Linked DNA regions of Mus musculus: all the other regions are linked to region 1. The links are chromatin loops, found by intact Hi-C in ENCODE. Cell type or tissue: heart. All regions are shown on one strand. Region 1 has its middle 7.6 kb from the start of Gm33481. Region 2 holds the start of Dyrk2 (dual-specificity tyrosine-(Y)-phosphorylation regulated kinase 2). Region 3 overlaps Gm33337 (predicted gene, 33337). Region 4 overlaps Gm33861 (a long non-coding RNA gene). Region 5 overlaps Dyrk2 (dual-specificity tyrosine-(Y)-phosphorylation regulated kinase 2). Region 6 has its middle 36 kb from the start of Ifngas1.

Region 1 (4,000 bases):
GGCACAGAGGGATGGCAGAGCCTTCCTGTGGTCCGAGTGCAAAGGTTGGCAGTGTGTGCAAAAGCTAGCCACCACAGATCCCTCCACCCAGATGACTGCAGCCTGGCACCACCTGCCTGCAGAGACCTCTTACTGAGACCCGCTGACTCCTCCCCTCCGAGCTGCACATGATAAACATGATCCGGTTCTGGGTTGTTGTGTGGTGAGCACAGGTCACCTGCTTTCTGTCTTTTCTATGCGCGAGTCTGTGTGTCTGTCTTCTGCATTTCCTTGTCTCCCTGTCAGGTTTCCAGGGCCAGCCAGGCACAGGTCTTATGCCTGGTAGAAGAGAGTAATTGTTTTTGTTGTTGTTGTTGTTGTTGTTGTTTGTTTGTTTGTTTTAACCATGTCTCTATAGTTGTATAGCAAGGCAAAGTCATCAACCAGAATTTGAGACTTTGCTCAATGTAGAGCCCGCCTGGGGCCAGAAGAGAGACCCAGCCTCCAGGAGGCTAGCTAGGGAGGGAAGAACAGCTGAGTTCAAGTGTAGCTAAGCTGGAGAGTTCTGTGGAGGGTGCCTGTAGAGCAGAGACAGGGGTTGTGTGCCTGAGAAGGAGTTATACTGGGGCGAAAAGGGGAGCCATCTGTTAAAAGAAATCCTAGATATCTTGATTTTGAGAAAACATTTTTAAAATAAAAGATGTTGGTGTATAGATTAGAACAACAGACAGACAGACAGACAGGCAGACAGGCAGACAAACAGTAAGTAGCTGATAGAGGTGAATATGGTTTAAAGAAAGCTTCATGATTCCTGGGAAGAAGGGCATCTTAGTCAGCCTGGTTTGTTTATTATTTCTTTGTTTGGTTTTTAAATTTAGGAACCTGGAGAGATGGCTCAGTAACTAAAGAACATCCCAATCAGGGAGATGGACTGGACTGCAGATCCCCAGAGCCCACCCAAATGCAGGGTGGGTGCAGGGACCTGTCTGTAACTCCAGCCTCAGGGATATATGCAGGGAATTCTTGGGATATGCTGGCTGGTGAGAGTAGCCATGTTGGTAACTCTGGGTTTGGTTGAAGGGTACTTCCTCAAAATGTAAGGTGGCGGAGCAATTGAGGAAAATTCCAGACCTCTCTTGGACCTTCATATACCTGCTAGATAAGAGGGGGAAACCCAATCCTTGTGTTAGAGGGTTAAATGCCCCATTTAGTTGAGACCTTAGTTATGAAATTCTGCTACTTGTCAAGGGGGCTGAGATGTTCCCCCAAAGTCCTATCATGCCCATCGCCTTCATCATGTGGACTGTGGGGATGAAGGGCTGATACCCAACTGAAAACCTCAGTATCCTTAGGAAGGCAATGAAAGACTATGTGATGGGATTCTAGCCCAATCTACCTAGCAGATAACTCTGCCTGCTTCTCTATAGTTCAAGATCTCTTTAAATCCGTGGTGACCACCTGTTTTAAAAGCCATAGTTGAGAGGAGCAGAGAAGAAAGAACAAAATCTGTGTGTGTTATTAATGGCATACGTGCTCCCAAACCTAGTCTTAAATCATTTTGTGAACTGTCTATGAACCTGGCATGTCATAGTAGTAATTTAGTAATCACAAGAGCTAGAAATTATGGACATCACATGTGTCCCTGATACAGGGTTTTATGTCTAGGCTCATACATAACACCACCGGCCTGCATTAGAAAAGCATTCTTATGAGGTCCATGCCAACACCCCAGTCTTAGGCAGTTGAGAAACATTTTGGGGAACACAAATAGGTAATTGTCTGATTGCCTTAATGTGGCACTAGACTGTGTCTTCTCCGTTAAATTCCCGCCACAGCCATCTCTCCTATAGCTTGCTTCTGCACCCTTTATCAATCATGACCCGGGGCTTACTGCCTTCTGGCTGAGAATGGGAACACCTTGTGTTCTCTTAGGCACTGTGTCAGTGGCACTCCAGCAGTGCTGGCCTGAGGTGACCACAAGGGCACTTGAGGCTGATGTGGTGACAACTCAAAGCATGTTGGTATTACCGTCCAGTAATTGCAGGTAGCCAAATACAGTACGGTCTTTGGAGATACAGCATTTGGCTGACCTTGTAGGGGAATTGTTTAATGTAGCCGTTCGGTTGCTTGGTTATGTGCTGATATGCTGATACGCCGCAAGATCACGTGGAGCTGGCATGTTAAGGAGCCAAGAGAGAAACAGACAGGGACCAAAATAGCAAGCATCTCAGTTCATTATGGGAATATGATTCATGTACCCAGCTTTAAAGAATAAAATCAGTGTCACAGAGAAATGATAAAGATGAGTATATTTTGAAAGGGCACAATAAATATTAGAGCCCCTTAAGTATGAATGAATGTATTTAAAATAAAATTATCACATATATACATATATTACATATGTAATATGATATATAATATGTGTATATATAATATATAGTATATATAGATTTTACTGTTATATAAAATTAACTGTTTTGAATGGTACAAGCATTGTGTAAAGGTGTATACTTTAAGAAATAGAATTTAGATCACTTCAGCAAAATCGAATTTGATTATTTTTATGTATTTATATAACCAGTATATATACTCATGAATGTCCTACTATGTGTGAAGTACTCTACTATATTTTAATGTGTCCGTTTGGTAACTCTAGGGTAAGGTACAGATTTTGCACTCATAACAAGCCCTCAGACCTCTGAGTCATAAGGTGGTTCTTGAAATTTGGGCAGGAACTAAAAGACATGGTGCACCGAGTCTTCTTCACAGCCAGGCTGTGGGGCGGTGGTGCTAAAGAAGTGGTTCTCAGCCTTCCTAATCCAAAACCTTTAACACAGTTCCTTATGCTGTGCTGATCCCCAACCATACATTTATCTTCATATCACTACTTCATAACTGTCATTTTGCTACTGTTATGAATCGTAATGTAAATATTTCTGGAGATAGAGGTTTGACAAAGAAGTCAAGACCCAACGGCAGAGAACCACTAGGTCCAGAGGCATGCTACTGCCGGTTAATGTGAATGATTGGTCCCAGACTCAGTACTAGCACAACTGCTGAATGCCCTCTTTCTCCTCTGCCACCCGTGGTCCATGAGTACCGCAGTCTATGCAGATGTAGTGAATTTCTGCTTGCCTGTATTGCTCAGACTCCTAGACCTAAGGTAAGAAGGTCCCGTGCTGAGTAGCAGGCAACCTGACGCTTTCAGCTTTGAGTGCTGGGTAGGCTCTTCCTTCTACCATGGCTCTCTGTCGAACAAATTCCTCAAAGCCAGGAATGAAGACTTAGGAGTTGGAAAGATGGAAATGTCCCTTGTATGAACCACATCAGTTTATGCATAAAAAAAGAGAAGTTCACCGAGCAGTGGAGCTCAACTTGACATGACCCACCATAAACAAATGAAATTCTCAGGGACCCGGGAAGGCACGTGACTTTAGCCTTGGGTTCAGTCTCTCGCCACTTGCACATCCATCAAACCGGCTTTCCTATGTCACACGCCATGCTTGGGTGGCCCCTTTCATATTCGCTTTACGGAGCTGGCCACATTCCAATTCTCGTCCATTCCGTTTTCATTTCAACTGTAAGTTTTTCTTGTGTTAGTAAGTTTTCCTCTGGATATTCTTTATGAGGGCCCACGAACTCCCAAAGGTACTTAGTTCATCTTCATGATGGGATCTCCTGGGAAGTATCTCCAATATTAAGAAATAATGGGGAAGCTTATGCTATGGCTAAGAATGAGAAATGTCAAAATGTACACCTGTTTATTCCCTCTTTAGGATCACCTCCCCCGAGCCAAACCGTAAGCTGGCTCTCATTAAAATGTGACATTTATCTTTCCAATGTGAATTTATCTTCCTATGGTAAGAATAGAGGAATTCTATTCATGTATTTCATTTCACAATTTGTTGCAAAATAAAATAAATACAGAATAAGATAAATGGTAACTTTAATGAAAACCATAGTTTTAAAATAAGACCTTTCTTAAGTACAAAAAACACTGATGTTGGAAAAAAAACCCTAA
Region 2 (4,000 bases), 69 kb before region 1:
AGTGGGCAGAGAGAGTTGGGGGTAGATATGATCAATATATAGTTTGCATTATGAAATTGTCATAGAGTAAAAGGTATTTTATCTAAAGTTCACTAAATGAGACACATACCCTTTTCTTTAATTAAAGCAAATAATTTTCTTTGTAAAAAAAGTGTTCATTTTCCCTTATTTTTATTCTATTAATATTATTAATTTGGAAACAGAGCTAGAATGTACCTGTACTATTAGTATTCTTATTTATGATTTTTCTTATTATTTATTTAATTTTGAAGCAATGGTATTTGAAATAAGTTGATACTGGAATTGATATTTAAGAACAGTATTCTTTTCAAACATCAGTCGTATGGAGTATTCAAAAAATAAGATGGGAAGGAGATAATTGTTTAGAAAGAGTAAGGGGGAAAACTGCCTGAATTTTCTTGAAAGCGCACAGGCTGCGAGCATAGCAATAGCGAGACCACTCCGAGGATCTCAGATACATTGTAGCCATGTAGCTGCTCCTTAGTATCCCCTTTCTGTTGGTTAATTCTGAATGCTACTCCAGCCTTCCCGAGTGAGTTTGCAGGCGATAAGCGCAGGGAGGGATTTCTTGCTAGGGGCAATTTAGGTCATGGCATGAGCCGATTATTAATATTGTACCGTGGCCCTATTTTCTTGTAAAAGGACCCCCAAACGGAAGGAAATTAGTCTGTCTCTGTCTCTCTGTGTGTCTCTGCCTGTCTGCTTGCCTCTCTCCTCTCTGTCTGTCTCTGTCTCTCATTCTCTTCGAGGGTGGAGTGTGCCCTCCTCTTATTACTCTGTAGGCGCCCTAGAGGGTCACACTGTAATGTGGGCCGGTCCCTTTGGCATTTGGATAAAGCTGAGGTGATCTTTGTAGGAGGTTGCTATGACAATTTGCAAACAGCAGAGCCCACAGAACAGCAGGAGGTAGCTCCCTCTGGACTGAAGTCTGCTCTAGCTGGGGCCAGCACTCTCGGGGACCTGGGGACAGACACAATGAACAGGACAGTAAAAAATGGACCCGGGACTCCAGGAGCACTTCAGAAATTAGGCACCTCCCAGGAAGGAAGTGCATGCCTGGATGCGGTCCAACTTTCTTCCCTATCTGCTGGGATTTTTTGAAGCTTTCCCTCCACACCTGGCTGTCCAAGTGGACAAAGGTGCACAAGTGTGCCACGCGCGACAAAGCATAAGGTGTGCGACGACAGAGAAGAAAATTTTTGTTCTTTCTGGGAAACAGAGGCTATAGACCACAAATGAAAAGGGCGGGGAAATTCTCCACGTGTCTGGGAAGGGAAAGGGAAAAGGAATCTTTTCCTCCGAGGATGTGAGGAATCAGAGGTGTCGCACCAGTGCAGCAGAGAGCTGAAAGGAAGGTGTGTCTGTCTCAGTGGCCGCGCCGCGCCGGGGAAAGGCTTGGAGTTGTAAGGAAATGGGAGGTGTCTCTGATGTTTATTTTTGCCTAGCAACCCACAGCCAACTGCTACCTCAGCTGCGGTCCACAGGCGCCTGTCTGCCTCCCCTTGTCCTAGCGACTGGAGGGCAGCGGTCACTCGGTGTCAGTGAATCAGGGAGGGCGTGCGTGGCTGAAATGAAGGTGGAAGGGCAGCCCCTTCCTTCGTCCATGCTTGGGTCACCAGGCTCAGCCGCAGTCCCTCCTCGGAGCCTGACTTTCCGAGGTGACCCTCATACAACTAAGTTCTCTCCATGATAAACTGGGGAGAGGGGCTGGCTGGGCCACTGGGACAGGGACAGGGACTAGGGTCGGGGCCAGGGGTGGGGGGCCGCAGTATTGTCTGGGAGCAGCCATTAGGAGCGGTGTTTAGGGGCGTGATGGAAGAGGGAGTGGTCTCTGCAGCAATTTCGGGAGGAGGCCGGCCGCGGTAGGTTGCGCGGTAGTGCCGGGAGGGGCGTCGCAGGGGCGAGGGGGACCCGGGTAGAGGGCAGATGGCCGTAGGGGAGGCACAGGGCGAGCCGGAGTCGCAGTTTTCCTGGGAGCGGAGGGCGGCTCTGCGGAAGATCGGAGGGGGTGGGACTCCCGGGGTGGCGGGTGGGGGTGGGGTGGCCGCCAGCCTGTGTGGCTGGGGCCGGGGGTGGGGGGTGGGGGGAGTCCGGGGCGGGGCCTCGGCGGGGGCGGGGCTGGCCTTCTCGGGCGCGAGCCGCGGGGGCGAGCGTGTGTGCGAGTGTGCGCGGACGCGCGCGGGCCCGGGAGGAGGCTCCCGAGCGAGTGGGTCCCGGCGGCCGCAACCCGCTCCCCGCGGCCCCGATGTGAGGGAGTCGGGGAGGCCAGCGGTGCGGCAGGGGAGGGCGAGGCATGTGCACGGGCCGGGGGGTACAGCAGCCGCCCGAGGACGAGGGGGACGGCGGCGGCGAGGAGGAGAGCGGGGGGCTCGCGGCGGCGGGTCCGGGCCGAGGGGATGCAGCGGACTGCGTGTGTCTGGCTGTAGCGGGAGCGAGGCGGCGACGAGGCGCGGGTGACCCGCGTGAGGGGCGACCAGGAGGCGGCGGCGGCGGCGGCGAGGAGTAGCGGCGGGACCGGCGGCGAGGGCAGCACTGCCATGCACGTTCCTCTCCCGCGGCCATGTTAACCAGGAAACCTTCGGCCGCCGCTCCCGCCGCCTACCCGACCGGTAAGGGCCCCGGGACCCTGTCGGCGGCGTGGGGCGCGGGCTGCGCGCGTTGGTGCCCCGGGATCCCCGAACCCGGCGGGTCGAGCGAGGGCCATCCGGAGCGCGACCCCGCCGCTGCGCCTTCTCGGTGGCCCGCCCTCCCCTCCCCCGGCCCGGCGACGTGGGCTCCGGAGCTCCGGCCCAGCACTGCTCCCCGCCGGGTCGCGAACTTAACTTTGCAGCTGGCGGGTGCGCGCTGGGGAGTCGCGTCCCGACCCCCCTTGTTTCCCGCACGCCGCCGGCTTTTCCCGGGCCGGGTGTCTCCTTCCATCTTCTCCCTAGAAGAGGGGGTTCGCTGCCCACCGGGGCGGGGGCGGGGGGTCTGGGTGGCTCTCTTCCCCCACCCTGACCCTCTTTTGTCTCCTCCCGCGCGTGGCTCCCAGGCCGAGGAGGGGACACCGCCGTTCGCCAGCTTCAGGCTTCCCCGGGGATCGGCGCGGGGGCTCCCCGAAGCGGAGTGGGGACCGGCCCGCCCTCCCCCATCGCCCTGCCGCCTCTCCGGGCCAGCAACGCTACCACTACAGCCCACACGGTGAGACCTGGCTTCGGGTGGGCGCCAGGCAGACCCCTGGCTTGTTGGGTTCCGACTGTGGGAAGAGAGGGCCGAATCTCCACGCCCCTAGCAGGGGCCTGTCCTCGACGCCGCCCTCTGCAACTTGGGCGAGCCCCGAGCTGCTGCCACAAAGGAGATTCGTGGCGTGGGCCCCTTGCTTCCCTCTGGTGCTCGCCCACCCCAGGCTCCTTTTCCTGGGAACTTCCTCCTTGCGCCCCCTCCCCCTTTTTTCATCTCTGCTTCTCAGAGCTCCCTTCCCCCCCGACCCGGTAAACATCTACTCCCAACCCCAGGGGTAGTGGATATTTATAGAAACGTATGTGTTAGGGGACAGCTAGCCTACCCTGCCCGGAAAATCGATCCCCCAAAGAGCCTCCGAGGCCTGGCTCCAGCCAGCAGGGAGCACCCGCCAATTGTCCCCCGCGTGTGTAAGCATGTTTTATGAGAGCTACAGGTTTGAGCACAGCAGAAATTGTAATTAACATTAACAAAAATAAGAGCTACAGCAGTAGTCAAAACAAAACAACCCCCCCCCCCCCGCAGGATTCTCAACGTGGATATTGCTCAAAAGGAAAGACTGGGCTTTGCTTTGTAGGTGGCAAAGGAAGGGCACCTGACAAGGGCTGTCCCTTGAGTCCCTGGGGAGGAGAGCGGAGCCTGGGACTGGTAGCTGTAGAGACTGGCAAGCTGGATGTGACTTCAGAATGTACCTTTCCTCGGCTCCCAGCGATGGCCTTTGGATGGTGACCTGGAGCCTAGAGGAGGTGTGCGCTTGCAG
Region 3 (4,000 bases), 87 kb after region 1:
CCTGATGCAAATGATTGGCATTCCTCTGTTACCATCCTCAGGATCCCGGAGAACAGGCATTGCTTAAAGCAGAAGGCAGGGATAAGTTTGTGAGAAAAACAAAGCAAGAAAAATGGATGAAAAAAGATCCTCGGGCTGGCCTCACACAGTGTGGCCCGTCAATCACGTAATTATCTAGACATATGCAGCCACCTCTCCTAGCTTCCTGGTGGCTGTTTCCCCTGGTCCTGCCATTCCAAATATAGACTTGTGGAGGTTAGTGCCAGTAGAGCCTTTGCTGTCTGAAAGTCAAGCTTTGTTCTTATTTTTAGAAAACCTTGGGAGGCTTCTTCTACCTTTGCTTTCTGTGTCTCCTGAACTCTCTTGAAATGACACACTTTACAGAAATTGGTCTTACAGGTGTTCCGTGCAGCTGTGGCGGATTCGAGGTGGCGCCGCGGGTTCCTCATGGATGACAGCAGAAGCTGTTAGGACGGAGACGGGGTCTCCGTGACTTCCCCTGCTCACTGACTCTTAGAGGTTCACAGTTTCCAGGATGAAATTGGGCATGCGCCCGGTGTTTACTTTCTACTTTGCTGTCTCAGACTCCTCCCTCTCTCTTGCCCTCCCCCTCGCTCTCGCCCTCCCCCTCCCTCCTCCCCCCTCCCCGCAATAATAAAGTCACCTCGTCTGTGGGTAGATCTGTGGAAAGGAACAACACAGACAGCTGGCGTGACTGTCGCAAGTGTCCAGGGCAAACCTGTGGTTTGGGAGGCATCTGTGTTTTATGTGGGTTGGAAACAGGCTGTTTATTTCCCATCTGTAGAGACGGGCATAGCAACAATGGAAATTTATGCCTCTAGAAAGCCTGGCTACACATTAAGTCACAGGGTGCTGAATGCATCGGGTCGGGGCTGGGGGGGGGGGGGGGGGGAGAGGAGGCAGTAATCGCTGGCCAGGCCACCTCTGCCAGGGCTGCATCTCTTATTTATTTCCAATCTTCCCTCAGAAGGAAGATAAAGCCCCATGTTTCGTACAATTGAACCAGACTAAATAGTTCTGTGTCCAGACTTCACTGTCTTTGATTTTGATATCATGAAAATAAGTTATGCTCAATCCTATGTGCTTGGGTCGACCATTCCATCGATGCCCCATTTCAAATACTTACCTAGCTCTCTGCCCTCACACACATGGTGGTAGGTAGACTTGGATGACTCTGGACTCCATTGTCTAATGGAGAATTAAAAAAAAAAAACGAACAAGGATAATAAATAAGAGGTATGGTACGAAAGAAGTTAGTAGGTGATACAGTGTGTGGGGTGAGCTCTCATTTTCTCGGAAGAGGATATTTCTAGAAAAGAAGTAGCTTTTTATCAGAAGGCTTATACAAAGTACCTGGGCCATAAAAGACAAGGGTGGGGCTTGTTAGACATGGGTACTACAAAAGAAAAAATTGAAGGGAAAGAGGAAAGAGAGAGACAGACAGAAAGAGAAGGAGACGGAGAGAGACAGAGACAGAGAGAGACAGAGAGACAAAGAGACAGAGACAGACAGAGAGACAGAGAGACAGAGAAATAAAGTCAGAGAGAGACAGTGAGAGACAGAGAAAGACACAGAGAGAAGAACCTGAGATCCCAAGGAGTCCAGGTCCCATGGAATCCTGTCCGTAGTGAGTCCTTGGGAAAAAGAGAGGAAGAAAAAAGCTATCTATGTTACTGGGACTACCTAAACTCAGCTTTCCATTTACAAGTGTTCATGGCCCGTGATTTTAACCGTGTAGCTTCTCTGATGCCACTGCACTTTGAACTTCCCTGACATAAAAACAGAGTGTGGTGAGTTGTTCACTATACTTCACCCGCAGGATCCTTTAGTTCGTCACCCACAGGGTGGTTGGACTAAGGCACCTCTGCTGGGGTGTGCTGTGTGTGCAGAGGACTTACAGAAGAGTGGTTGTCAGTCAGGAGAGAGATGAGAGATGGAATGTAAACCCAGCTCCGTGCTAAACACTGATGGGTAAAACTTGTTTAAAATTATTACCTATGGGACTGAATTAGCATTGGGAGCAAGTGACTGGAGAGAGATGGCCCTGAGAGAGAAGGGAGCACCCTCTTTCCTGCCCCCTCTCCCTCTACCCTTCTCTCCCTCCCTCCTCTCCCTCTCTCCTCTCTTCCTCCCCTCTCTTCCTCTCCCTCCCTCCCCCCTCTCTCCCTCCCTTCTCTCTCCCTCCCACTTCTCTCCCCCTTCTCCCTCCCCTTCTCTCCCTCCTCCCTGAAATTAGCTACTTTGTTAACGCTTGTGATCATATCCCAATCACAATCTGGATTTAAGCTGCTCCTTTTAAATTATTGTTTGTCTTTAAGAAAAATTGATTCCTCCTCCTTCTTTTCCTTCTTTTCTTCTTCTTCTTCCTCCTCCTCCTCCTCCTCCTCCTCCTCCTCCTCCTCCTCCTCCATCTTCTTCTTCAGTCCTAGTAGTCTTGAGTAGAGTATTGTAAGGAGAGACCATGGAGTCGACCAGAAAACAAGAGATGAAGTACAAATAGAACCCTTAAGAAGAAATCAGTGGTTCATAGTACCATAATTAACATAAATTAGCTGGACCATGGAACACAGAAAAATCCCCCAAAGACTTCCAGAGTTCACTGCAAGAGGGCCGTCTAGAAGCTAAGATGTTCTAGAAGCGTGCAACCCGGCAGTGGGTTAATGAGATGTAACGTGAGTAGGCAGTATAAAGGTTTCACACAGACCAGACAAGTCTTAACCTTGCTCCATATCCCACGTGAAATAAAATATATGTCACTGGGCCTCTGAAGGAAAGGTATGCTTTGCTCTCTGCTGAGTCGGCAGGAAAGAATGTTCCAGACGGCTTGCCATCTTTCCTCTGCTTCCAAAAAAGATTAAGACTGAAATAAGTCGGGCCAGAAATAAAACCATGCCCTTCCTCCCCTTCTGCCATCAGAGATTAAACAGAGGATGACCAGTCACTGCTGACTGCCATGTTCCTAGGCGAACGGAAAGTACAGAACACTGAAAAGGAGGGCTCTGGGGGCTCCCTTCACAGGACGGTGTCCACACACATAGGTCACCTCTCAGGTGCAGGAAACCACATATTGATTTAGTGTTAAAACACATATTTGTAAGCTACTGAGGAAACCCTTAGGGCCAGCAGATTCTAGAACAGTTCCGTTTAGGCCACACCCTTCAGTAAGAGCTTCCATGTCTTTGAGGGCTCATACTCCTCCCCCCACCACCACCTAAATTTAGTCAATGGGTGGCTGCTCAGTGAGCAGGTTGGAGAAGGGATTTAAGGAACACTTATAAATACTCTTTGTTAAGTTTCTGCCGTCTGTTTCGGAGTCATTCAGAACACCCATGTGGAGAAATGCAAATCTCTCTCAAAAGACTAAGCCTGGAGCCTCTCAGGGAGCCAGGCTTTGTTGTCAAATGGATGTCTGGGCAGTTTATTAAAACTCCTCGAGTTTTCAAGCCAGCCTTGGTTCTGGTTCCTAGATTAACACTGAACAGCGAAGTAGGACTCAGAATCAGTTGTCCAGCGTGCTCCAGCGAGCCCAGACCTTGTGAGTGGGAGTATCTTAGGGACGTTTAGAAATACTCCAGTGCACATGGGAGCAAAGGCAAGCTTCCTGCCGGGGATGTCAGGCTCACGGCTTCGATTGTGCTTCTTCCGTTGTTAGGATAATTACTGTTTATTAAGTCAGTACTCACAGTGAGCCTCTCCTCCCTAAGATCCGGCTTGAAATGAAGGCTCCGTTACCTTCTGATCTGTTACTGATCTGTTCTGATCTGTTACTTTCTGATCTCCTGGGAGGAGCTGAGGGTAGGTCACAAGACCCCCTTTAGAGTTCCGGGCACCTTTTTATGTATATTTTTATGTATAATAAACCGAGCTGGGACGGATGCCTCCCTATAACTTCTGACTATTAAAATGTCCTTCCTGGGAGTCATGCTTTCTTTTAAACTTTACTTTGGGAATCTGAGATTTATGTTCCAATGCCCTGGAA
Region 4 (4,000 bases), 270 kb before region 1:
TGAGTTCACCTCCCAGCGCTGGTGTCTAGTGGCTTATAATCCCTGTAACTCCAGCTCCAAGGGGATCGTAGTGGCGCCCTCTTCTGGCCTCTGTGGGCACCTGTACACTCATAACACAGATACACTCAAATGAACACATACAAATAATAAAAACGACCCTCAAAAGTACCCAAGATAAGAACTGATTGCTGGGGTTGGTATCTTGTTATCTTATGCTTCCAAATGGGAAGACTGAATCTCAGAGAGTGAGAAACTCCACACGGTGGGGTGGGAGTGTATTGAGACAGAAGAGGTCTTCTCCGGGATCTGTCGCCTGTCGTGTGTTTAATGGTCCCGAATGAATAACTTGATTCATCCATCATCTCATGTCTTCCTTCTGTTTCCCTAGAATCCAGACGCAGCAGGGTCAATTTGCTTCCTAGCTAAGCTGGTCCATCTTCTCTGAATGACTTTCAGTAGGTGCTCATTGTAACTTCTGAGCCAGAAAAGAAGAGATAGAAACAAAACACGGAGCAGGAAGAAATAGCCCCAGAGGGGCCGCCAGGTGCACTGCTTGGGTGGGGCTGTGTCTCTAGAGGGAGGAAGGAATTGTTGTGACGATGAAACGCGCCCCAGCCCTGCCTCACACCAGTGAGAATGGCTAAGATCAAAAATTCAGGTGACAGCAGATGCTGGCGAGGATGTGGAGAAAGAGGAACACTCCTCCATTGTTGGTGGGATTGCAGGCTTGTACAACCACTCTGGAAATCAGTCTGGCGGTTCCTCAGAAAATTGGACATAGTACTACCGGAGGATCCAGCAATACCTCTCCTGGGCATATATCCAGAAGAAGCCCCAACTGGTAAGAAGGACACATGCTCCACTATGTTCATAGCAGCCTTATTTATAATAGCCAGAAACTGGAAAGAACCCAGATGCCCCTCAACAGAGGAATGGATACAGAAAATGTGGTACATCTACACAATGGAGTACTACTCAGCTATTAAAAAGAATGAATTTATGAAATTCCTAGCCAAATGGATGGACCTGGAGAGCATCATCCTGAGTGAGGTAACACAATCACAAAGGAACTCACACAATATGTACTCACTGATAAGTGGATACTAGCCCAAAACCTAGGATACCCACGATATAAGATACAATTTCCTAAACACATGAAACTCAAGAAAAATGAAGACTGAAGTGTGGACACTATGCCCCTCCTTAGAAGTGGGAACAAAACACCCATGGAAGGAGTTACAGAAACAAAGTTTGGAGCTGAGATGAAAGGATGGACCATGTAGAGACTGCCATAGCCAGGGATCCACCCCATAATCAGCATCCAAACGCTGACACCATTGCATATACTAGCAAGATTTTATCGAAAGGACCCAGATGTAGCTGTCTCTTGTGAGACTATGCCGGGGCCTAGCAAACACAGAAGTGGATGCTCACAGTCAGCTAATGGATGGATCACAGGGCTCCCAATGGAGGAGCTAGAGAAAGTACCCAAGGAGCTAAAGGGATCTTCAACCCTATAGGTGGAACAACATTATGAACTAACCAGTACCCCTGAGCTCTTGACTCTAGCTGCATATGTATCAAAAGATGGCCTAGTCGGCCATCACTGGAAAGAGAGGCCCATTGGACACGCAGACTTTGTGTGCCCCGGTACAGGGGAACGCCAGGGCCAAAGGGGGGGAGTGGGTGGGTAGGGGAGTGGGGGTGGGTGGGTAAGGGGGACTTTTGGTATAGCATTGGAAATGTAAATGAGCTAAATACCTAATAAAAAATGGAAAAAAAAAAAAAACAAAAAAAAAAAACAAAAAAAAACAAAAAAAAAAAAAAAAAAAAAAAAAAAAAAAAAAAGAAGCACTCTGCAAAGGGACAAAGCAGGAAGCCGCTGAGGCTGAGAAGGACGGACCAGGACAGCGCCCTCTAGTGGGACGTGGCTTCTAGATTAATAGGCCTGGCAGCAAGCTCGCTTTTGCTGGTTTTTAAAGCAGCAAAGGGTAATTTTCCCACGTGGATTTATGTTTGAAGATATCCCTAGAAGGTTTAAGCACAATTTCTGGTTGCTTTTAACAACTGGTAATCTCAACTCGGTATGCAATTCAAATGACGGCATTTTCTTTTTTTCAGAGAGCCAGATTAACTGAGCACTATATTCCAAATAGGCGTGTTGTAAAAGTAGTTTTTGCATTTTGGAGTAAAGTGTTTTAAAATATGCTTTTGTAATTAGATTATATTTAAAAAAACAAAACAAAACAAAAAACCTTATCTTTCCCACCTGGGCAGGGTTTAAACAAAGCCCAGGCAGTTTAAGGCTATTTTTAGTTCTGATTACTTATTCAGCTAAAATAATCCCAGGTTCAGCGGTTTATCTGGAGGAGGCACGACAGCTGGGCTCTCCCAGGCAGCCTCAGGTCAAAGCCTACGTCTTTATCAGGATCACGTGCTCTCCGCCTCCCCCGAGGACGGGAGGGAGAGCATACGAGGTGGCATGCTCTGTGACGCTAGTGTCGGTTTCACCAGCCTGGAGCCAGCAAAGTGGAGGAGAAACTGCTGATTCAGGGGCCTTCGATATGGCTGAGCTCACAGCAGGGAAAATAGGTCACTAATGACACGTGGCAAGAAGCCAAAAAAAAAAAAAAAAACCCAAAACAAAACAAAAAAACCCAGTGGCCAGGAGTTCTGAGAGGTCTGCCAAGGTCTGCCATGGGCAGGATCCATTGTCCTTGAATTCCAGAAAGAAAGCAGCGTGCTTTAATTTACTTAAAGTAGTCACAGGGCCACGGGACTCACGGGCTAAGACCATGATCTGGTCCCCCGTACACCGCGATGGCCCCAGAGTCCCTTCGCTTTGAGTTCTCAAGCTGAGACTATTGCTTGTTTTCCTCCGAGGCAGCAGGGGCAAAAGTGGCAATCTTAGCCTCCGTGCTTTCTTGTCCACTGAAGGGGTTCGCATCAGCGTGGCCTGAACCACGGCTGATCTTCGAGAAGCATCTCTCTGGTTCTAGGCAGAGGGTGTCCGGTGTGGTCCTTACGTGCTAAGACAGTGTTTTACTTTATCTTGGGGAGTGTCTCTCTGGACTGATGTGCCCTGGCTATGTTACTAGTTCTGTAGAAGAAGGAGGAGACGGAGAGAGAGGTTGGGAGTGTGTGGTGTAGACCCGGAGGTTCTTTCTCTCCCTTATCCCAGCCAACACCCCTGGAAGGATGCTAAATCAATTTTGTAGGAACAGCTCCAATACAGCAGGGTTGTCAGAGGAGCCCAAGGAAGCTCTTATCAGATGAGTTTCCAGGTCATGGTGCCATTGTTGGCAGAGGGACCACAGTTCAAGACACCCTGATCTAGGGTAGTCTTGGCCCTACCCACCTCATGAATAATTTCCACAATGCCTAGAACTTGCTCCACGGGTCAGTAATCACTTTAGAGTAAGACACATCTTGTTCATCTTTAATTTCCAGGCTCCATCAGTGCCCAGCACAGAGACAGAACGCAGAGCGCAGCGGTGGATCGCATTAGCCAGTGACTAAACCCTCTCGTGTGATAGTCTATCAGCAAATAAGATGGGTCGCAGAGCTGCTCTTCTCTAGGGCAGGGATTAGCCCACGTGGGATATTGATTTCCTTGACGGCCACTGATGAAATTGCTAAAATTAACATTAGAAATGACAGCGTGTCGAGATAAAAAGCTGGGTGGTATGATGTCATCAGAAGTGCCGGGGTTGAGGAAGAAGTCAGGCTGATTTTGGGAAAAATAAGCCTATCAAGTGGAGGGGAAGTGTACATACTATTTGTGATAAGGGACACCCTTTGTGAGTAGAGCATAATTAACACAGAGACCTGGGTGGGGGCATCGAGACATGGCTACATAGGTAGACAGGCAAACACAGGGATCTCATTGTGTATCCTCATCAGACATGTAAAAAGCCAGGCATAAGGGCCTGTAATACTAGTGCTGGAGATCTGGGAATGGGGATGGTCCCTGGGGCTATTGCTGAGCCCTTACTCTTAT
Region 5 (4,000 bases), 57 kb before region 1:
GTATCTTTTCAGCACTTGATGTAAGACTGTTTTGTTTTTATAAAATACATGGGGACAATGCTTTAAGTTTTTATACTTTCTGAAACTGTTTTTGTTTTTGGTTTTTGTTTTTTTGTTTGTTTTCCTTCCTTGTGTTTCTAAAAGTACGATGAGCCTTACTGTATTTAGTGTGGCAGAGAAATCACATTGGTGGCAGGCCATTGATTCTTCATGACTGTCACACATTTACAGATTGGTCAAACACATTCACTCTGTTTTCGTGGTTTTCGTCCCACTCCCCAGGGAGGTGGTCCCCTGAGGCCCCCCTCCTCTCTCCTGGCTCCAGGTTCACACGGAAGCAGCCCGCCTTGCCTCCATTTTTCATAAATTAATCTGGGTCAGAGTGGAGGAGGGAGAAGGGGGGCCGGGGTGAAAAATCTCTAAGGAAAACTGCACTTTCGAGATTTTCTTTTTTTCCTCACGGTCTGTTCAAATGATTACAAAATAGGATTGCCCGCTTTCAACTGCCCACTTAACATTCTGATGTGCTTAAGCCACCGAGCCGCATTTAGTGGATAAGTGGAAACTGAGATGTGTCCGTTCCTCCCGAGGCACTAGGATGATGGCGGGCTGTCATAATCAGGAAGCCTTCTGGTTACGGAATTGCTTTTGCACCTAATTTTAAGGACTCCCCCTCCCCCACAGTGTTCCCTGCTGCCTTTTCTCTTGTTCGCTCCTCTTCCACCACACACATCTGTTGCCTGCGTTTAGTCTGTCTTTTTTGTCCATCCCAGACCAATAACACAGAGAGACATTTCAGCTGCCATTCTGTCTACAGTTTTGTACCCCAAAAGAACATCGGCCTAGCTACCTGAGGTGGGGATTTGCGTAGTTCCAAAGAAGAGTTAGCCGCCTAGACTGGAGTCAGTTCACACTGCAGGTGCCACAGAGGTTCCCTTAGCCTGGGGAAGCATCAACTCTTTCGTTAGAAAGAATAGGGGTTGCAAAGGGAGGAGAAATTCCAATGTCAAGTTAAATGGCCTGACTTATTCTCTGATTCACTAGAAGAGCCCCAGGAAAAACACTATTCCTCTGTTGAGTTGACTTTTTCTTTTGAATCGCACTGAGTGTTTTTGTGGGGAATGACGCTTTACCTGAGAGAGTAACTGAGAGTTAGGTAAAAGAATATTTTCTTCTCTGAATAATAATTATTTTCACAGTGAAAATTTCAGTATTTTATCACTAATGTATGAACAGTGATATATATCAATTTCAAGGCACGTGGAAAGAATTTTTTAGTATGTGCAATTTAATAGAGAAAGATTTCTGCCTGTTTGGACAATAGGTTTTGGATAGTAAAAATTAGGATAAATAATCTTTTATATGCACAGATATTATTGTATTGCCTGTAAATCGATTTACAAGTACTTAAAGCACGGTCCCCAGCGAGGCCAAGAAAGTTTCCGGTTAAGTTTTTTTAATTCTATGTTTTCTCTTACTTAAAAAAAAAAGAAAAAAAAAGAAAAAAATAGAAAGTGTCATTTTGAATAAAACATTTTTCTTATCTTGAGGCTTTGCCAGTTGATGGTGGAAAAATATGCTCAGGAATTATTTCAAATATTTGCCAAAAATCAGTAATAAGATTAGCTTATTAATAAGTTAGTAATATCGATGTTTGCTTTACTATTTAAGGATGTCATTGATAAATTAATTTGTACCCCTGTACTTAGCAATTATAGCTTATTTCCCCTAGTCAAACTCTTTAGCATACTATACACAGTTCTGTGTAATCTGTGAAGTGCAATAATATGTCAATAAGTTACATAAAGATGCCCATGTGACAGCACCCCCAATCAGTGGCTTAGAGGGCTTAAAAATGCTGTATTTATTTTTAAAACTTTGGCTTAAAGGCATAAGAAGTATAAAGAGTCGGTCTGGGGACTTTATAAAGCTATGAGCCTCTTAACGATGGTTATTGTCTTTAGGTCATTAAAATAAATTTTTAAAAATGGACACTATTTCCCCTCCCCGCCAGGCTCCCTTCTTCTGTTCTCACTTGGTTGCTGCCTGAGCCTGAGTCTAAGGTTACTCACTCCCCTAGAACCTCACTGTACTTGCAACAGTTTAGAAGTGGACTAAGATGGTTTGCCTTTCCCCCACCACACAAAACTGGTTCTTCGTAGATGCCAGCGGAACTTTTGTGAGGAGCTTTACCCATATATGGAACCATCATGTGCTACAAGGCTTTTGTTTCCTTCTCTCCCCCCACCCTCCTCCCGGGACTACAGTGAAATTTCCTTTATTCACAAAAACCGTGTCAGCATTTACTGATACCGCTGCTTTGAGGAGAATCTTATTTAACTATTGTGTCTAAAATGAAACTGTTGCCTCTTCATGATCTTCACCTAAGTAAAGGGCTCTGATAGCGACTAGGAGTTGGCTTGGAAACAGGTCTCACAGGTTACCATTGTCTAGGGATGTCTCAGCTGTTTTCAGATTTAGGAATAGCACAGTGTAGTCTTGTCTTTGGTTGCAGTCTCACTTGGCTCTGTTTCTTGCACTACCAGAGTGTTCTTAGCACAACCGTGGAACACGGAGGGACGCAGGGCAGCATAGATTAACATCGTAGAGGAGAAATTGTGCCCTTAGTGTTAATAATGTGCCTTTTGTTCTGAATGCCATGTTACAGGGCATGCATTTTTGGCCTCTTTAACTCTTTGAATGAGAGGTAGTAAAGAGGGATGCCACCTCTGCGGAGATAACATCTGTCTTAAATATCTAGATTTATAGGCCTTAATAGAAACCATAAGGCGTGAATTGTCACTGGATGCTGAGCAAGATAACTATTGGTTAGTTACGCCAGGAATTCCCACGTTTAAGAGGTTAAAGATGGTCTTTGTTGTATCTTAACATCAGACTGATTTTTTAACGATAACTTTTTTGTTGTTATGCTAACACTAGACAAAAAAAAATCAACTGTATTTGTAAAAATTTACCTCAAACCATTTAATTTTATAGTGTGATTGGTTAATCCCAGGGCATTTGGTATGAACCAAAGTGCATTCCTTTTTTTTATGTGCCTGGCTCCAGTAAGGATGGCCAGGGATTTTTACAATTTGGGTGCATGACACTTAAGCCACTTTTAAACTTACTGGGCGGTGTGGGGTCCTGTTAGACGACTCCATCAGAATGTCAGAAAACACTTTAGGCATCAGTAGCATTGGGCCATATTGGAATCTTAAAAGCGCGAATTATTTTAAAAGAGAACATTCATTTTTTGTAATTTTTTTCATCAAGACTATTTCTGGTAACAGAAGATTTTTTTTAAAATAAAAAATAATAATAAAAAAAATCAACGGATTCGGTTGGTAAAGGTTTTAATATTGCCCAACATAATGCTGTGGTAGCATTAAAAAAAAAGTATTTGTGGACTCTGTTTTTAGGGGCTTGTACATCTCTCTGCTATGGACATATATACGATACATTGTAATTATATCAGCTCAACTGCTGCAGTTATGTCTAGGCGGGGGCTTGGGTTTTTTATCGAGCAACACCTTAGACACGTGACTGTATTAATGCTGCAACTGTGTGTACTGAAAATATGTGAAATGGTTGAATGTGGACTGTGTATATATGTATGTACAGATTTCTGTGAGATGCTGCTGTTGCCACTTGACATGGGAAGTGTTGTAGTGGGTCTGAACCCTAGCGACCAGTTCTATGATACTGTATGCATTGTACAGCCAGAGCAGAAGTAAGACTGTTTAGTGAATTATTTGTTAAATTTTATTGTTGTGGCCAGAGATAATTTCAGAATAAAATTTTAATGTCCTACCTTACATCTCACCCCTTTTTCTAACTGGAATCTCACCCTATTTCTCGTATGATTCTTCCTGGTTTGTTAAACCTGGGGAGACTCTTTTGCATGGCAGGTGGCTTGCGTCCTTAAAACCTTGTGTTATTTCTTCACTAGAAATATGCAGATTCTGAGGGTTTTTCTTTTCTTTTTTTTGTTTTTTTT
Region 6 (4,000 bases), 210 kb after region 1:
TGGCTAAGTCATGAAGTAGAAACTTGAAAACCTAACTCTGCAGATGTTAGAGTCTAGGTTTGAAGTGCCACAATCCTGTAAAACCCTGCCTGGAAACCAAATCCTTGCTCTCTCATGGCGACCAAGTTTTCTTTGGTTCCTAGCTTTTAACAAAAGAACTCGAGATTTGAAGCCCTTCTAATTAATTGTCCATTTCTTGAGGGATGGAGCCTGTCCTATGAACACCTCCTCCCTCCTCTAGCAACACAGTAACAGCTTTGCAATAAGCACTATATAAATGTATCTTAATTTTCACTAGTTTGTAAATTTCTAATTTATACTCATTTTTAAAAATTAAGGACGCCGATGAAATGTAAATGTAATTACTGTTAACAGTTTGAAAGACTGGTGTGTATTTGCAAGTGTATTAAACTCTTTGGGAAAAAAAGATGTTTTCTAATCTCAAGTTATTTCTCTCAGGGTTGGGAAAATGCTGCAATTTGCTTCGAAATAGACTCCCAAGTGTTGATTTAGCATCTTTCATAAATACAATCCCCACGCCTCTGCTGTGTAACTGCTTGTAAATAGATTGGCAATGGATGTATAATAAACAGCTCTCTTTACAAACATCTGAAGACACCATTCAAATACACCAACACACGAGACAAAACTACACATCAGTTTGGTGAATACTTAATTATCCTTCCTAAGTACCTACTACTATGAGACACAAATACTTTGCTTCCTGCTGACATAACATGAAGCCATGGGAGGCAGGAGGCCAGCAACGGTGCCCTGACTGGCCAGAGCCTTCAGGAATATAAGAACAATAATCAGTGTGCCAGCAGCAACCCAACTGAGCAAGGGCTTCTACAGTGGTCTCTGTCCTTCATGAAGTCACAGTCTAGAGAAGTCAGAGGCACTGAAAGTCATTTGTTGTAAAAGCTGGGAAAGGCCACATAGCTATGTATTGGAAAGAGAGAGAGAGAGAGAGAGAGAGAGAGAGAGAGAACTGCCTGTGGTCAGGCTTAAGAGACCAGAAATATTTTGAAGAATAAGCAAGGAGTTCACCCAACAATGACTCTGTAGGCAGGGGTTCGGTCTACTGAGCTGGGTTTTCAGATAGTTCAGGATACCTCAGCGTGTGCTCTGAAACAGCTCAACAAGAAAACATATGTGCCAATGAAGGACTGAGCAGAGGAGCCAGTCTCAGCAGAAGCCAAGAGTCCAGTCAATACTCTTAGACCATATAAAATCTCGTTCCGCTCATGGAAATACAGGCAGCAGGGTGCCCCGCTTAATAGAACAGAGGGATGGAAGCATCCATAAAATAAGATTTATTCATTTTCCCTAGTAAGGGCCGAACCTCTTTGTGTGTTCTTGTTAATTTATAAACTTTCCAATTCATAGTCCAAGGACCCATCCCGCTGTTTTCAAATAACCGTTAGAGATAATCTTCGGGGTTTTATTTAGACCATATGACCTTAATTTTTATTTCTGCTTCACTCAGCGCAATGCTACTTATTTGCTGAAGTCCTAAATTAGACATCCAATTAGATTACTTACCGACACCTAGTGGCGAAGATCGGAACTGAGGGCTATTGCAAAGGTGGCCCTTGTGTGTCTAGCCATCCCACGTTGGTCCAAGGTAGCGTTGGCATTTCAGTTTCTCTCTTTTCACCCATCTCATCCTAATGATGCTCAAGTTAATCCACACCGGCCTTTTGGCTTTAAAAATACAACTTTATAGAGAAATGAGGCCAAAGGAGAAAAAGAAAGGACAAGAGAATTGATCGTCTGCGGGTTAGATCCACTTAGAAGACAAAGTCAACAATGGGGCTTTAAAAATTATTTATCAGGCATATCCATACCAAGAAACAGACTGAAAGGTAAACTGCTCGATTGATACTTAAATTCTATCTTTTCCACTTATATTTTGTTTTGTTTTGTTTTTGTTTGTTTGTTTTGTTTCATTTCAGAGACAGGGTTTCTCTGTGTCTTGGAACGCAAACTATAGACCAGGCTGGCTTCTAACTCAGAGATCCACAAGCCTCTGCCTCCCAAGTGCCCGGATTAAAGGTGTGCACCATCACACCTGGCTAGATTTGAAAGATTAGAGTGAGCATGTTTAAGGTAACTGAAAGCCAAGACGTAGCTAAGTTTAGATTTTGTTTAAAGAGACCGTGCGGCTGTCATCTAGTGTGAAGAATCTTTCTAGTTTCTCAATTTCTGATCCCTCCAACACTCACCTATTTGCTTTATGATGTCTACTTGTTTTTCCTGCTAAAGACATCAACTGAGATGGGAGCATTAATCTACAAGTTAGAGTGTTCTGAAAAAGAGGCCGAGGACTTGCTCTCCCAGCATGATGGTCTTAACAATCCACCTAACCAACCAAAGAAGCAAAACCATAAAGGAAAGTGGCAGTTAAGCCATGTTATTAATTAATTAATTAACTATGTAAAACAAAACAGCAAACTCACTAGGAGATGCTGGGGGACCTTTCACACCTTAGAGTCGGAAGCCATCTTAGACAAACACCACCCATGAGTCTGGGGAAAACACAAAATAAAAACAATACGGAGAAGCAGGATTCTACATAAAAGCCAAAACAGATGTTGGGAGCTACAGACAAGAGAGCCCTAATCCTCAACAGGAGTTGGTTTGCCAACATTGTATAATCCAGCACATTCACCAAGACATGGCGTTCACCACATATGGGCTGAGCCCCTTTAAGACCCAAGCTCTGCTGGGCGGTCATTCAAAACAAAAAAAGCTACTTGCTCCTTGGAGGTAGATTCCATAGGTAGTGGTGTGACACAGTGGTTGGGATTCTTAGGTCCAAATACGAGAACTTTAAGAGAACCCTTTCATCCCTGAGTCTAGCCAGCTCCCTTGCAAGTGTTCTTTCCTATGTCTGAACTGCCAGCATATATATATATATATATATATACACACACACACACACACACACACACACACACACACACACACACACATACACACACACACATATATATATATATACACATACACATATACACACAAACACACATATACACATACACGTACATATACATACACACACATACACACATATACACATATACATGTACACACATATATGCATATGCGCATATACACATACATATACCCATATACACACATATATACATATATAAACATACATGTATACACATATAAACATATATATACATATACACATATATACGTATATACATACATATACATATACACACATATACATATACATAAACATGCATGTATACACATATATACACACATATATACATCCTATACATATACAACTACATATACATGTACATATACATATAGTCTTTGACTACCAGTCCCGTCGATTTCGCTATCAGCTGAGAGTTTAGTAAGCACCATGCTAATGCGTGTTTCAGGGAAGAAGCAATTAGTAGGATGCAGGTCCTCCCCTCTACCTGCTCACCATCTCAAGAAGAAGAAAAAAACAAGCACGGAATGAAATTCTTATAATGTTTTCTAGTGAATGGCATGCCAGAGGAGACTCGGGATTCTGAGGAGCACAAAGTAGGTGATGCTTGGGAGAACTATTGTGGATCCTTAAACCTATACAAAGGTTCTTGTTCTAGCAGCACCACATAGTGCTGCTGCCAAACTATAGATGTAGCAAAGTCCTGCCTTGTCTGGCCTCAGTGGGAGAGGGTGAGCCTAATCCTGTAGAGACTTGATGCCCCAGGGAAGGGGGATGCCTGGGAGGGAGGGGAGCACCTTCTCAGAAGTGAAGGGGGTGGGATAAGGTGAAGAACTCTGGGAGGGGGACGAGAGGGGGGCAACATTTGGGATGTAAATTAACAAAATAATTAATTTAAATATAATAAAAAGCTTCACACATATATTTCTTTAATGTATTATACTTGATGTCATATGTTTTAACATTACAAATATCTGTAAATTATTAGCAGACCACAAATTTGTCTTTTAAATTTTTTTGCTCACTGAACATAATCAG

The links. Hi-C counts contacts between places; a loop is a spot of excess contacts. Peaks named below come from ENCODE experiments on the same cell type or tissue, not always from the same donor. Only the 100,000 strongest peaks of a DNase experiment are listed, where the experiment ranks them.
Region 2: it touches region 1 in a loop (2.4-fold over the local background); 8 of 42 quality-filtered maps call a loop at or near these places.
Region 3: it touches region 1 in a loop (2.8-fold over the local background); 4 of 42 quality-filtered maps call a loop at or near these places.
Region 4: a loop joins it to region 1, with 15 times the contacts of the local background. A loop is called at or near these places in 3 of 42 quality-filtered maps.
Region 5: a loop joins it to region 1, with 2.7 times the contacts of the local background. A loop is called at or near these places in 8 of 42 quality-filtered maps.
Region 6: a loop joins it to region 1, with 2.2 times the contacts of the local background. A loop is called at or near these places in 3 of 42 quality-filtered maps.

The regions. Positions count from the first base shown.
Region 1 is chr10:118,797,987-118,801,986 of GRCm38, reverse strand. No RefSeq gene overlaps it. Among named protein-coding and RNA genes, the nearest start is that of Gm33481, 7.6 kb to the right of the region's middle. In heart, a CTCF peak has its summit at 1,942; a DNase peak (open chromatin) is centred at 2,056; H3K27ac peaks cover 1,592 bases.
Region 2 is chr10:118,867,351-118,871,350 of GRCm38, reverse strand. Dyrk2 (dual-specificity tyrosine-(Y)-phosphorylation regulated kinase 2) reads left to right here and starts at 2,448. Exons shown (of 3, transcript NM_001014390.2): 1 at 2,448-2,630; 2 at 3,053-3,201. The coding sequence starts at 2,582. In heart, no CTCF peak of the experiment used is centred here; DNase peaks (open chromatin) are centred at 1,450, 1,940, 2,230, 2,830 and 3 weaker places; H3K4me3 peaks cover 3,603 bases; H3K27ac peaks cover 3,523 bases.
Region 3 is chr10:118,710,982-118,714,981 of GRCm38, reverse strand. It overlaps Gm33337 (predicted gene, 33337), which reads left to right. Exons shown (of 2, transcript NR_155867.1): 2 at 400-501. Among named protein-coding and RNA genes, the nearest start is that of Gm33337, 2.7 kb to the left of the region's middle. In heart, no CTCF peak of the experiment used is centred here; no DNase peak of the experiment used is centred here; H3K27ac peaks cover 1,099 bases.
Region 4 is chr10:119,064,097-119,068,096 of GRCm38, reverse strand. Gm33861 (a long non-coding RNA gene) reads left to right here. Exons shown (of 4, transcript XR_380851.2): 4 at 389-692. Among named protein-coding and RNA genes, the nearest start is that of Gm33861, 10 kb to the left of the region's middle. In heart, CTCF peaks have their summits at 82 (motif pointing left) and 1,951 (motif pointing left); a DNase peak (open chromatin) is centred at 2,446; H3K27ac peaks cover 1,567 bases.
Region 5 is chr10:118,855,420-118,859,419 of GRCm38, reverse strand. It overlaps Dyrk2 (dual-specificity tyrosine-(Y)-phosphorylation regulated kinase 2), which reads left to right. Exons shown (of 3, transcript NM_001014390.2): 3 at 1-71. Among named protein-coding and RNA genes, the nearest start is that of Gm40776, 8.7 kb to the right of the region's middle. In heart, no CTCF peak of the experiment used is centred here; no DNase peak of the experiment used is centred here; H3K27ac peaks cover 741 bases.
Region 6 is chr10:118,590,381-118,594,380 of GRCm38, reverse strand. No RefSeq gene overlaps it. Among named protein-coding and RNA genes, the nearest start is that of Ifngas1, 36 kb to the right of the region's middle. In heart, a CTCF peak has its summit at 1,558 (motif pointing left); a DNase peak (open chromatin) is centred at 1,560.